Linked DNA regions of Mus musculus: region 1 is linked to region 2. A link is a contact called in ENCODE POLR2A ChIA-PET data. All regions are on one chromosome and are shown on one strand. The core of a region is the stretch at or near the end of the contact, and the rest is flanking DNA. Distances in the headings are between cores, read along the strand shown.

Region 1 (5,074 bases), core at 982-3,481, 48 kb before region 2:
CTCTCTCTGTCTTCCTACTGTGAGCTTGGCCTGAGTCCTCCCTATCCCTCAGCCCCAGGGAAGCAGTGAGGGATGTGGCCTCTTCAGCTCTTGCACAGAGAGGAACAGCTCAGCATCTCCAGAGGAGGACAGATTGCTCTGTGAGTGCCTCCGCCCGTCTCACCCCTACCCCGGTTCCAGCTCTGCCTCTCTCCGACTCACCACCCTCCCCTGCTACAGGCCATCACCTGTTTGCCGGCTCAAAACTCACAGACTTGGCTGTGGGCTTCATCCTGCTGGCGGGCTCGCTGCTGGTGCTCTGTGTCTGTCTGGTCCTCATCGTTAAACTGCTCAACTCTGTGTTGAAGGGCCGCATCGCACAGGCTGTGAAGACTGTTATCAATGCAGGTGGGTGCAAGGGTGCCCTGGGCCTGGGCTGGAAGACCAGGCAGGGATTTAAGAATGACCCAGCACCCCACCATGCACACCTGCAGATTTTCCCTTCCCCTTTGGCTGGCTCAGCGGCTACTTGGCTATCCTCGTTGGCGCAGGCCTAACCTTCTTGCTTCAGAGCAGTAGTGTCTTCACAGCAGCCATCGTGCCTCTCATGGGTGAGCCAAGGTGGGCAGTGGGCTTGGGGTTGGGGGAGATGAGCTGGGCCTCCTAGTAACCCTTCATTCCTCCAGGGGTTGGGGTGATTGACCTGGAACGGGCCTACCCCCTCTTCTTGGGTTCCAACATCGGCACCACCACCACAGCCCTGCTGGCTGCCTTAGCCAGCCCTGCAGACATGTTAATCTTCGCAGTTCAGGTACTGGCCTCAACTATTTCCCTTTTCACAGCACAGCCCAGGCTGGCTACATCCCTAGCTCTCCCTGGGCTCCACTGACTGACCACAGGCCTGCAGCTCTACCTCTCAGTCCCAGGGGGACATTGCAGGACCCCACAGCCCGAGCCTCAGTTCTTCCTTTCCAGGATTGTTTTCCCAAAATGACCTGTGGTCATCTCATGCCCTTTGTCCGTCTATCATTGGCAGTCCCACAGATTCCCCGAAGGACCCCTGCTCCTCTGGCCCCTCCATTCTGGACTCTTCACTGTGTCCCCCTGGGGTATCCAAGTATGGTTATCTGGTCCATACCTGCAATATGATTCTTCCCAAATTCCCGTTTCACCATGTACCAAGCTCTTGACTTCCCAGACTCTGTTCTGGGGATGCTCCAGCTCAACTGTGCTAGCTTCATCATCCTGCCGGAACTGAGATACAGTTCTGCCTCTAAGTTGTCTCTCCCAGACCTCCCAGCTCTGGGCCTCAATCCTTTTCAAGCTCAGACTCTCTAAATCACCTAGTCTTTGGTCCACTGCCCCCACTCTAGATTCCCTCTGCCTGGGACAGGATCAGGTTCTGAAATCTTGGATTGCACTGGCTGCTGCTATAGGGAAAACTGAGCCTAGCTCTCCCTGCGTCCCACTTGCATCCTTGTATCTGCCTCTGTATTATCCTTGTCACTTAGACCCTCCTGAGCCTGTACCATCCTCTCCAAGCCCCCTGGATTGTGCTCATTTACAGAAAGGCCATATGTCGTGTTTCCTACCAACCTCCCACCGTCTCTGATAGCAGCAGGGTTTTGTTACCACACACAGGTGCTGACATAGACCCCTATCTCCTAAAACACGGGCAGGAGGAATATGGTGAATATGAGCCTACCCTGGCTAGATGCTGCTGTACTAAGTGATCTGTCTGAATCACTCAGCAGGACACAGCGGACAAGCTTCAGACTTGACCAGAGTAGGAAAGGCATAGTTTCTAAAGAGCCCAGAGCCCAGGTAGTCCAAGCTCCTTATGCCTTCTTGTCTTTCCTGCCTACCAGGTTGCTCTCATCCACTTCTTCTTCAACCTGGCTGGCATACTGCTGTGGTACCTGGTGCCTGTCTTGAGACTGCCAATTCCACTGGCCAAGCGCTTTGGAAACCTGACTGCCCAGTATCGCTGGGTGGCCATTGTCTACCTACTATTAACCTTCCTGCTGCTACCCCTAGCAGCCTTTGGACTTTCCCTGGCAGGGGGCACAGTGCTGGCTGCAGTAGGGGGTCCTCTGGTGGGGCTGGTGCTCCTTATCATCCTGGTTAATGTCCTGCAACAACACCGACCATCTTGGCTGCCCCGCTGTCTTCAATCCTGGGCCTGGCTGCCACTCTGGCTCCATTCTCTGGAGCCCTGGGACCGCCTGGTGACTGCTTGTTGCCCCTGCAGGGCCTGCAGCAACTCTCCTATGACCAGCAAAGTGGCTCACTGCTATGAGAACCCACAAGTCATAGCTTCTCAGCAGTTGTGAAAAGTGGGTACCATAGCCAGCTCCACTAGCTTCAGGGCATTGGAGGCGGGAGAGACCGCCTGCCAGTCCTCGCTAAGACAGAGGAGCAGGGCTCCACACGGATGTTTTAGTCTCTTATATCCTCTCCTTTTCAAATAAACGAGGTTACTATTGAGGAGTGTTGGCTTTCTCTCCTAGATGGGGTTGCCTGTCCTGCCGCTGAGTGGAGATGGCCAAGCAGTGCCATGCTGCCCCTAGTGGAGACTAGAGATTAGGGTAGTGCTTCCCCCACACACACCCACCCCCAAGCCTGCAGCTTGTTTATTTCTGTAGTGGCTGGTGACAACCGGTTTACAGGAGCCCTTCCGGAAGAGCTGCCTGGAAAGGCTGGGCAGGGCAGAGAGCCCAAGTTCACTCACATCGAGAGGGAGCCTGAGATCCGCCAGCAATGGGTGTGAGAGCTGCAGTTAAGTATATGACTTTTATGAGTATATGAGTTGTGCAAGAGGCTGACTTTGCCATCTGCCGGCAAGCTTCATCAGGCATGGTCTCCCTAGCCACTAGGGGGCACCCTTCCTCCTGCCGGGATCTTAAACAGTGGGTTTGGACTAGGCACCCTACCTCTGCCACCTTGATGCCCAGACTTGTCCAGGTAGCCTCCTAGGACTTGCCCATCTAGGTGAAAGGATATAAGGCCTAGACACCATTTTCTTTGCCTAGGTGGCTAAGAAAGGACTTGGGAGAGGGTGGGGCCCTGTTTGGAGCTCCTGCCCTCCTCCTTCTCGCCTCCTGCCAGATGGTCTGTTTTTCAAACTGAAAGGTTTGTCCTACAGCCAACAGGTAACTGGACACCAGAGAAGAGGTGAAGACCTCTCCCCACCTCCTACAGCTTCAGGCTGTTCACAGACTGAATCCCACCCCTCCCACACCACACCACCGAAAAGAAAGCAACCAGAAACTCAGGCACAGGTTATAGCAATTGGACCCACAGAGGAGCTGACAGGGATCCCTCTTGGTCTGTCCATTACAGTTTTCAGGCATTTGACATTGAAACACAATGTTGTCATCTGCAAAGCTCATGGTCCAGAACTATGCAGTTGAGTTACAACAAACAAATAAAGCTTTCAATGTTTTAAGTTCAGGAGTTTGAGTTGGCTCTTTATAACTATTCTTGCCCACATGTGGCCAACAGGACACACTGGTGTGAATTTTCTTGGCCTAAACTTTTCCTTGCACCCCCCCCCCCAACCTCCAGGTTCACCTAGCTAGACTCTGAGTCAACAGGTATGGCGTCAGGGAGAGCCCGGAGAGCCATCCATTTATTGCCCAAGGGTTCTATCCTTATTGGGGTGTGTGTTGTTTTGTTTTAAATTACTTTAGATTTACATGTATGAGTGGTTTTTTTGGCTGCATTTTATGTATGTGTAGCACTTGTGCCTAGTGACATTGGAGGTCAGAAGGTGTCAGATCACCCAGACAGAGGGAAGGTTGTGGACCACCAAGACTTCTGCCAGAGTAACAAGAGCTCATAACCACTGAGCTACGTCCTTTTGTATTCCCCTCGACACCCCACCACCACCACACACACACACATTGTAGATGCCTCCATGGTCCTTCCAGGCCCTCTTTGTCCTTAGCCTTTACTGTCACCCAGGTTCTGTTCCATTTCCTACCCCCAGCTCCTAGGCTTCCTAGGACTAGAATTTATTGCGTCCACTAAGAGTAGAGGACTTGCAGAGATGAGCTCCAGCAGGGACAGAGCCAGGTCTGTGCACTGCAGCCCTAGTTCACTCACTCTTGTGACCCACTGAAGGCTTTTACACAGCCTCATGGTGTTCTCTGATGTTCTAGAGGAGGGGCAGAGCCAGGCTGCGTCTCTGGAAGACCCACTGTGGGAGTCAGTGAGACCTAGTCCACAGGGGAAGCACCTTGGCACCTCTCCTTCCGGGGTGAGGGGAGGCCTTTCACAAAAGCTGACTACAGGGTCCTTTAAGGCCACAGAGACTGTCTGCCTGCTGCTCCTGCCTGGCAGTAATGCACCCTCCCAGTGGGACCATGGCCACCAGTAAACAGAGCCTTCCTTGTGCGGCCTCCAACAGCTGCAGACTGGGCTGGGAGGGCAGGCACCCGATGCTCCCACAGCCCGTTCTGCCTTGCTTCTCTGCTCCTCTGGCCAGCTCTATGCACACCCTCTCATGCTATAGGTTCCAGGACCTCTTGATATACTGGGTCTCCTTTGCCTACTGGCACAGGGGAACTCTTGATTCATAGTAAAGACCTAGAGTGTCTTCCCCTGCCAGCTGTGGGCAGCCACTGTCCTTGGTGGGCTTTTGCTATGTTGTTTGTATTTACTGCCCAGCTTGGGACCCAAACATCTCCAAGACACCCAGGAAGCTCTTTGTGTTAAAATACCGAACTTCTGCTTCCTTCTCAGGTGTGTGCTATGAGATTCTAATAGTTGACATCTTGGCACCTAAGCTACTCTGTAGAGTCCAGGATCTTTAACTCAGAAGATATTTCTAGGTACTGAGATAACCTTCAGCATGCCAAAAAGTGACCTGGTACCTTACATACATTTAAACCTCCTGAGGTATGTATGGGTCCTGTCAGTGTGGTCACAGAACTCAGCCCCCCCTTCCTGATCTACCCTTCTGGGAAAGGACAAGACAGTCAGATCTTTCTGGAGATCCTGGTCAGTATAGTAAATATGAACACTAGGACTGCGGTTTTTTTTTTTTTGTTTTTGTTTTTGTTTTTGTTTTTTTGAGACAGGGTTTCTCTGT
Region 2 (4,990 bases), core at 582-3,081:
GTACACAACAGCCTTCACAACGCTGGATACAACGCCCTTTAAAATTGGGTTCATAACCAAGATTCAAAAAAATACACCTAAAACTTGGCTTAAAATATGTTAATATTTTATATTCTGTCATAAATGTTATGACATTTAATCGTGGCAAATTCATTTACTTTTTTAAAAAAGTGTGCAACCGACTATTAACTATAATAGAAGTCACTAGGAAGGGTACCATGCTCTCAGAATCCCCACGTCCCAGCCACGCGGGCTTCAAGAGCCCTTTGGAACTTTGCTAAACCAGCCTGTGTGGGGAATGGTGGCCTCTCACGGGAGGGGAAAGGGAGACAGATCCTAGGCTCTCTAAACTCAGAATCCAGGGAGAGGAAAAGAGGAATGAGGTGTGGAAGATTAGGGACTCGGTGGGGGAGGGGCTAGCAATGGGAAAACCATAGGGCTAGGCGGTATTTTCAGTGCAACCAAAAAATGGTAGACTCAAGTTTTTAGTTTTAAAGGAAAAAAAATGCATCTTTCTCCCATAACCACGCACAATATTTCCAAACAAAAAACTCAGGCGCACAAACTTCACCCACAAATATACACACACGTGATAAATAGTTGAGGACATCAGGAACCCGGAGCGTCCCCTTCCCTTCCTAAGTGCGAGGGCGCGCAGATGGTGGAGCCCGGTAATGGTTGTTTGGCGGCTGCCAGCGGCGGGCGCCGCACTGTGAGCGGCCGGGTCTCACGAGCGGCGGCTGGAGCGCGAGTCCGCCCGCGCCTTTCACCTTCCGGAGAAAACATTTCAAGCGGAGGATCCGGTATCTCGGGATTCCGAAGTCTCCCGGTGTGAGACTCAAATTTCAAAACGGACTGGAGCCTGCGCCCCGCCCCCACCCTCTAGGCGGTCGGGGCCGTGGGAAGGCTCTGGGGCCCCGCGGGGCTCAGAGGACTGCCAAGGGGAGGCGCTCTTTTGCGGAGAGCCGAACCCTGGGGTCCACGGATGCGCTACTTTGGTCGTGGCCGCGGACGTAGAGACTTAGCCCGATTTCCACGCGGACCAGCAAACCTGGCGCACACCGAGGTAGTTGGCGGGAAGGTACAGCAGAGACGACGCGGGTGGGGGCCAGGGGCCGGAGTCCGGGTGGCTATCACCGGCCGCTGGCCGCGTACTTGGCCTTGGTGATGAGATAGAGCACGATGTCCTGGTGGCCCCCGAAAGCGGCGATGTGTAGCGCGCTCCAGCCGTCGCGGTTAGCTAGGCGGATGTCGGCTCCGAACTTGACCAACAGCTTCACCAGCTCCAGGTTGCCGTCGATGACTGACTGGTGTAGTGCTGTCTGGCCCTCCGGCCCGAACGAGTTCACGTTGAATTCGCAGTTAGTCATGTTCTGCAGCAGCGACTGCAGCTCCTGCGTGTTGCCCTTGCGCACCGCTTCCTGGAAGATGCGCTGCGTCTGTGGCGCCGAGCAGGTGGACAGCTCGGCTTGGCTCATGTTGCCGCAGAGCTAGGGCTGCGAGCCGCGCCCCGGCTTAGCGCGGGCGGCGGCTGCAGTGCGGGCCCCGGGCTGTCTCGGGGCGTGTCTCGAGGTACGCCTCGGCGCATGGAGGGCGCTGCGCCCTCGGGCCCCGCACGCCGCCCCTGCGCACTCCGGGCGTTCGGGGCCGAGGGCCGCTGGCGCGGGACCCCTGCTGCATCCAGCCGCGCCCAAGCGGGCGGGCGACAGGGCTGGGTGCTGGTTCGCAGAACCTGGGGCAGCCGGAGGCCGCGACACTCGCAGTCGTGGTCCCTTCGAGGTTAGGCTTCGCTCCAGCTGAACTCCACCCGCGTCCCTTTGCAAAATAGTTCTAATTCGCCCGCCGCTTCTCGCCGTCTTTTACGGTTCTTATATTTGCATAACAATAGACGCTCTTGACGCGCACACCAGGGCTCTTTCGATTGGGTGGTGCCCACGTGGGGGCGGGGCGGAGGCGGGGTCGTGCTGCAGCTCCCTCCAGGATAGAGGGCGCTGGTCTGACCAGCACTAGTCTGGTCTGGCCAGGGTGGTCAGAAGGCCTCGGGGGTTTTCCAGCACCACTGCGGGATCCTGGGTCTGGTTGCTCCGGTGTATAAGCTCCTTCGGCAGTTTTCTTCTTCCTTCATAGATGTCGGGAGTTGCGAGTTCCTTGCGCAGCCACTCCCAGGCCTGGACCTGGCGTTCACAGGTGGCAATTTCACGAACTGCTCGGTTGTATAGTCCTCCATCACTCTGGTCCTTTCTACTCAAGTGTAATTTACGGGGAAGCTTGAGCAGCAATTGCATTTGGCTCCTCCATACTGATGGAGGGAGCTCCATGCCCCTAAGCTACCCACAGTGTAGGTAGGGGTTCCTTTGGCAGGCTGGCACAGGCTCGCTCGCTCGCTCGCTCCCCCCTCTGTCTCTGTCTCTCTCTGTCTATCTCTCTCTCTCTGCCTCTCTCTCTGTCTCTCTCTCTTTCTCGGTGGCCAGTCTGTCACTACTCCTCCTTATGTGTTTCCTTTACTTAGTGTCAGCATATAAGACACAGGGCTGGCTCGTGAGACCAACAGCACTGCCCTTTGAGGGAGTTCTGAAATGACTCATTTCCAAGCCATAAGCCCCACGTTTTATTGACCACCCTTAACAACTGACCGTGAGTGAGGCAGGAGGTGCTGGCGCTGGCTGGGAAGGCAAGGCTCCACATTTCCTCATTATGTTTTACGGCTTATAGCTTCGCTGTGGTTGCTGGAAATTAAGGAGGAATGATCTTAAGACTTGCAGAGCAGGAGGCAGGGCACGTCAGGGCTTGATTTCTTCTGAAGCTAACTGGGAATTCCAAGCAGGCAACTGTAAGCCTCAGCTGGGCAGCCCACCCAGCCAGGCTCCATCTGGGGACGCTCCTTTGGTGGATGTTCCTGCCCCAGACTCAGAACTGTATCATATTCACCGGGGCATGTCCCCAACCTTACTATGTTCACGGGGAGGGACCATAGCTAAATTGAATGGAGAAAGTAGGCAACCCCCCCCCCACCACCACTGTGACCACCAGATGTCCGCCCGTCGGGCCAACTTGTTTAAGGGTCACACTCCTTTTCTGCTAACCTGAGAACCTGAATCTCATGTGTATTCAGCTTGGAAAGCTCTCTAGTCTTCTTGGGATCCTTGGTCTATTGGGTTCTGCCTATTTGGTCCCCTAGCCACACCTTATACCTCATTGTTCAGAGAGTTTTTTTTTTTTTTTTTTCGAGACAGGGTTGCTCTGTATAGCCCTGGCTTTCCTGGAACTCACTCTGTAGACCAGGCTGGCCTCGAACTCAGAAGTCCGCCTGCCTCTGCCTCCCAAGTGCTGGGATTAAAGGCGTGCGCTACCACTGCTTGGCTACTGTTCCAAGATCTTGAGAGGAACCCTTATGGTTCTCTCCACCGTGCAGGTAGACTGAGGTGCAGTTGGGGGTTCTGACTGATGCCCCAATGCAGGCTGTGTCACAGAACACTAACCCAAAACAAAGTGGGCAGGGAGAAACGGGAGTTCTGGGAGCATAAGAGGACAGGATCTGATTCCTGGCTGGCCCATGGTTTCATGCGTTTGCATAGGGCTTGGAAGCTTTAGACAGGCAGGAATCAGAGACCACACCTGGGGGTGAGCAGAGCCTTACTTTCATCAAGCCCAGTGATGTTCCTTGAAGGTGAATGGGTCCCCGGATAGGCCCCTACCTAGGTGGGCTCCAGCCTGGCCTGAGGAAGGGCATCTGAGATGCTTGCCCAGAACAGAGCCTGGGAGAAAAGTCCTGTTGACATCCGCAGCAGGCGGCAGACAAAGGGGCCCTGTGTGAGCTCAGTGTGGGAACGCCAGGCCCCCACCACAGGGGCTGTGAGAGCTGGAAGGCTCAGCTAGTTCTTGCAGAATAGCATGGCTGGTGTGGCAGTCCTATCGTGGTAAAAGCTTATCCTGAGGACATTTTGCCCTGTGTCAGGCTCAAAGGACAGACAGATGTGCCTGGCTTGCCACCACCACTGTGCAGCTGAGACGGAGCTGGATGGCCAGCTACCCACAGAACTTCTTAGGTGATGGTTACAGGATTCCCGGCTGGCTCGTGCTCCTTCACCACAGCTATGCTCTGGCCCACACCCATGCCTTCCTGTCTCAGATAAGGAGGGGCTTGGGGAAGGCTGTGGGGCATTTGGTTCCTAGTAAGCACCACCCAAGTGTTTGCTGGAGGACACTTCCAAAAGGTGGACATTTGTTCCCCGCTTTCAAAGAGAGGGAGGGAAGGGGGCTCCCAGAGAGTCTCAGGGGACCTAGTATTAAGCTCCGGTGTTTGTGATGCTTGCTTGAGATCTAGGAGACCCCCTTCTGGCTGTGATGCTGGACTCTGACCTTTATTCCCTGCCTGATCCAAAGAATGCTGGTCCAGGAGCATCCTGACCACCATCTGCTCATTCCTAGAAGGAGACAGTGGGAAGGGCATCCTCCTCCCTCCAGATGCCCAGCTCCCGTTCTTGCTTAGGTGGGTGCTTAGGAGCCAGCAGCTCTGAAAGCAATGCTGTGAAGGGGTGGCATGTAGAGTGCTCTGGAATCTGCAGGGGAAATCTGGGTGGGGTAGTCCAGGCAATCTGAGAGGCCATAGGAGGACAGCACAGACAGGGCAGCTGGCCAAAGCTGGGCCAGGCCTGCAGCCACCTTAAAGGCGCTGAGCAGGGGAGGGAGGCCAGTGGGCAGTGGGGGGCGGGGCTTCCAGCTAATTCATTAAAATGTGTTGGGGAGCGTGGGAAAGAGGAGAGTGTTTCTTCCCAGCAGCCCAGACACCTGGTAGAAGAGAGGATAGGAATCAAATAACAAACACTGAGCTCCAGCCAGCCGGCAGAGCAGAGGAAGGAGGCCGCAGGAACTGCAGCAGACGATCACTGTGACCAGGCTCCTGCCCATGCCACTCAGCATGGCAGGCCAACACTGGATGGACACCAGAGCCGCTGTGTCCATACCCACTCCTCAAGGCAACCTCTCTGTG

What was found. ChIA-PET counts read pairs that join two places held with the same protein, here RNA polymerase II (POLR2A).
Region 1: POLR2A ChIA-PET joins it to region 2 with 19 read pairs in embryonic stem cell. The contact joins the enhancer-like site here to the promoter of Nrarp in region 2. POLR2A ChIA-PET finds 5 or more read pairs at or near these places in 4 of 5 experiments (Patski and embryonic stem cell).

What each region holds. Positions count from the first base shown.
Region 1 is chr2:25,226,289-25,231,362 of GRCm38, reverse strand. It overlaps Slc34a3 (solute carrier family 34 (sodium phosphate), member 3), which reads left to right. Exons shown (of 13, transcript NM_080854.3): 9 at 53-140; 10 at 220-387; 11 at 474-590; 12 at 666-790; 13 at 1,848-2,466. The coding sequence ends at 2,312. Among named protein-coding and RNA genes, the nearest start is that of Tubb4b, 4.1 kb to the right of the region's middle. Within about 2 kb of position 2,231, at least 2 of the 3 ENCODE cell types and tissues checked have a DNase peak (open chromatin) inside an H3K27ac peak, as active enhancers do.
Region 2 is chr2:25,177,599-25,182,588 of GRCm38, reverse strand. It overlaps Nrarp (Notch-regulated ankyrin repeat protein), which reads right to left and starts at 1,831. Exons shown (of 1, transcript NM_025980.2): 1 at 1-1,831. The coding sequence starts at 1,478. The coding sequence ends at 1,134.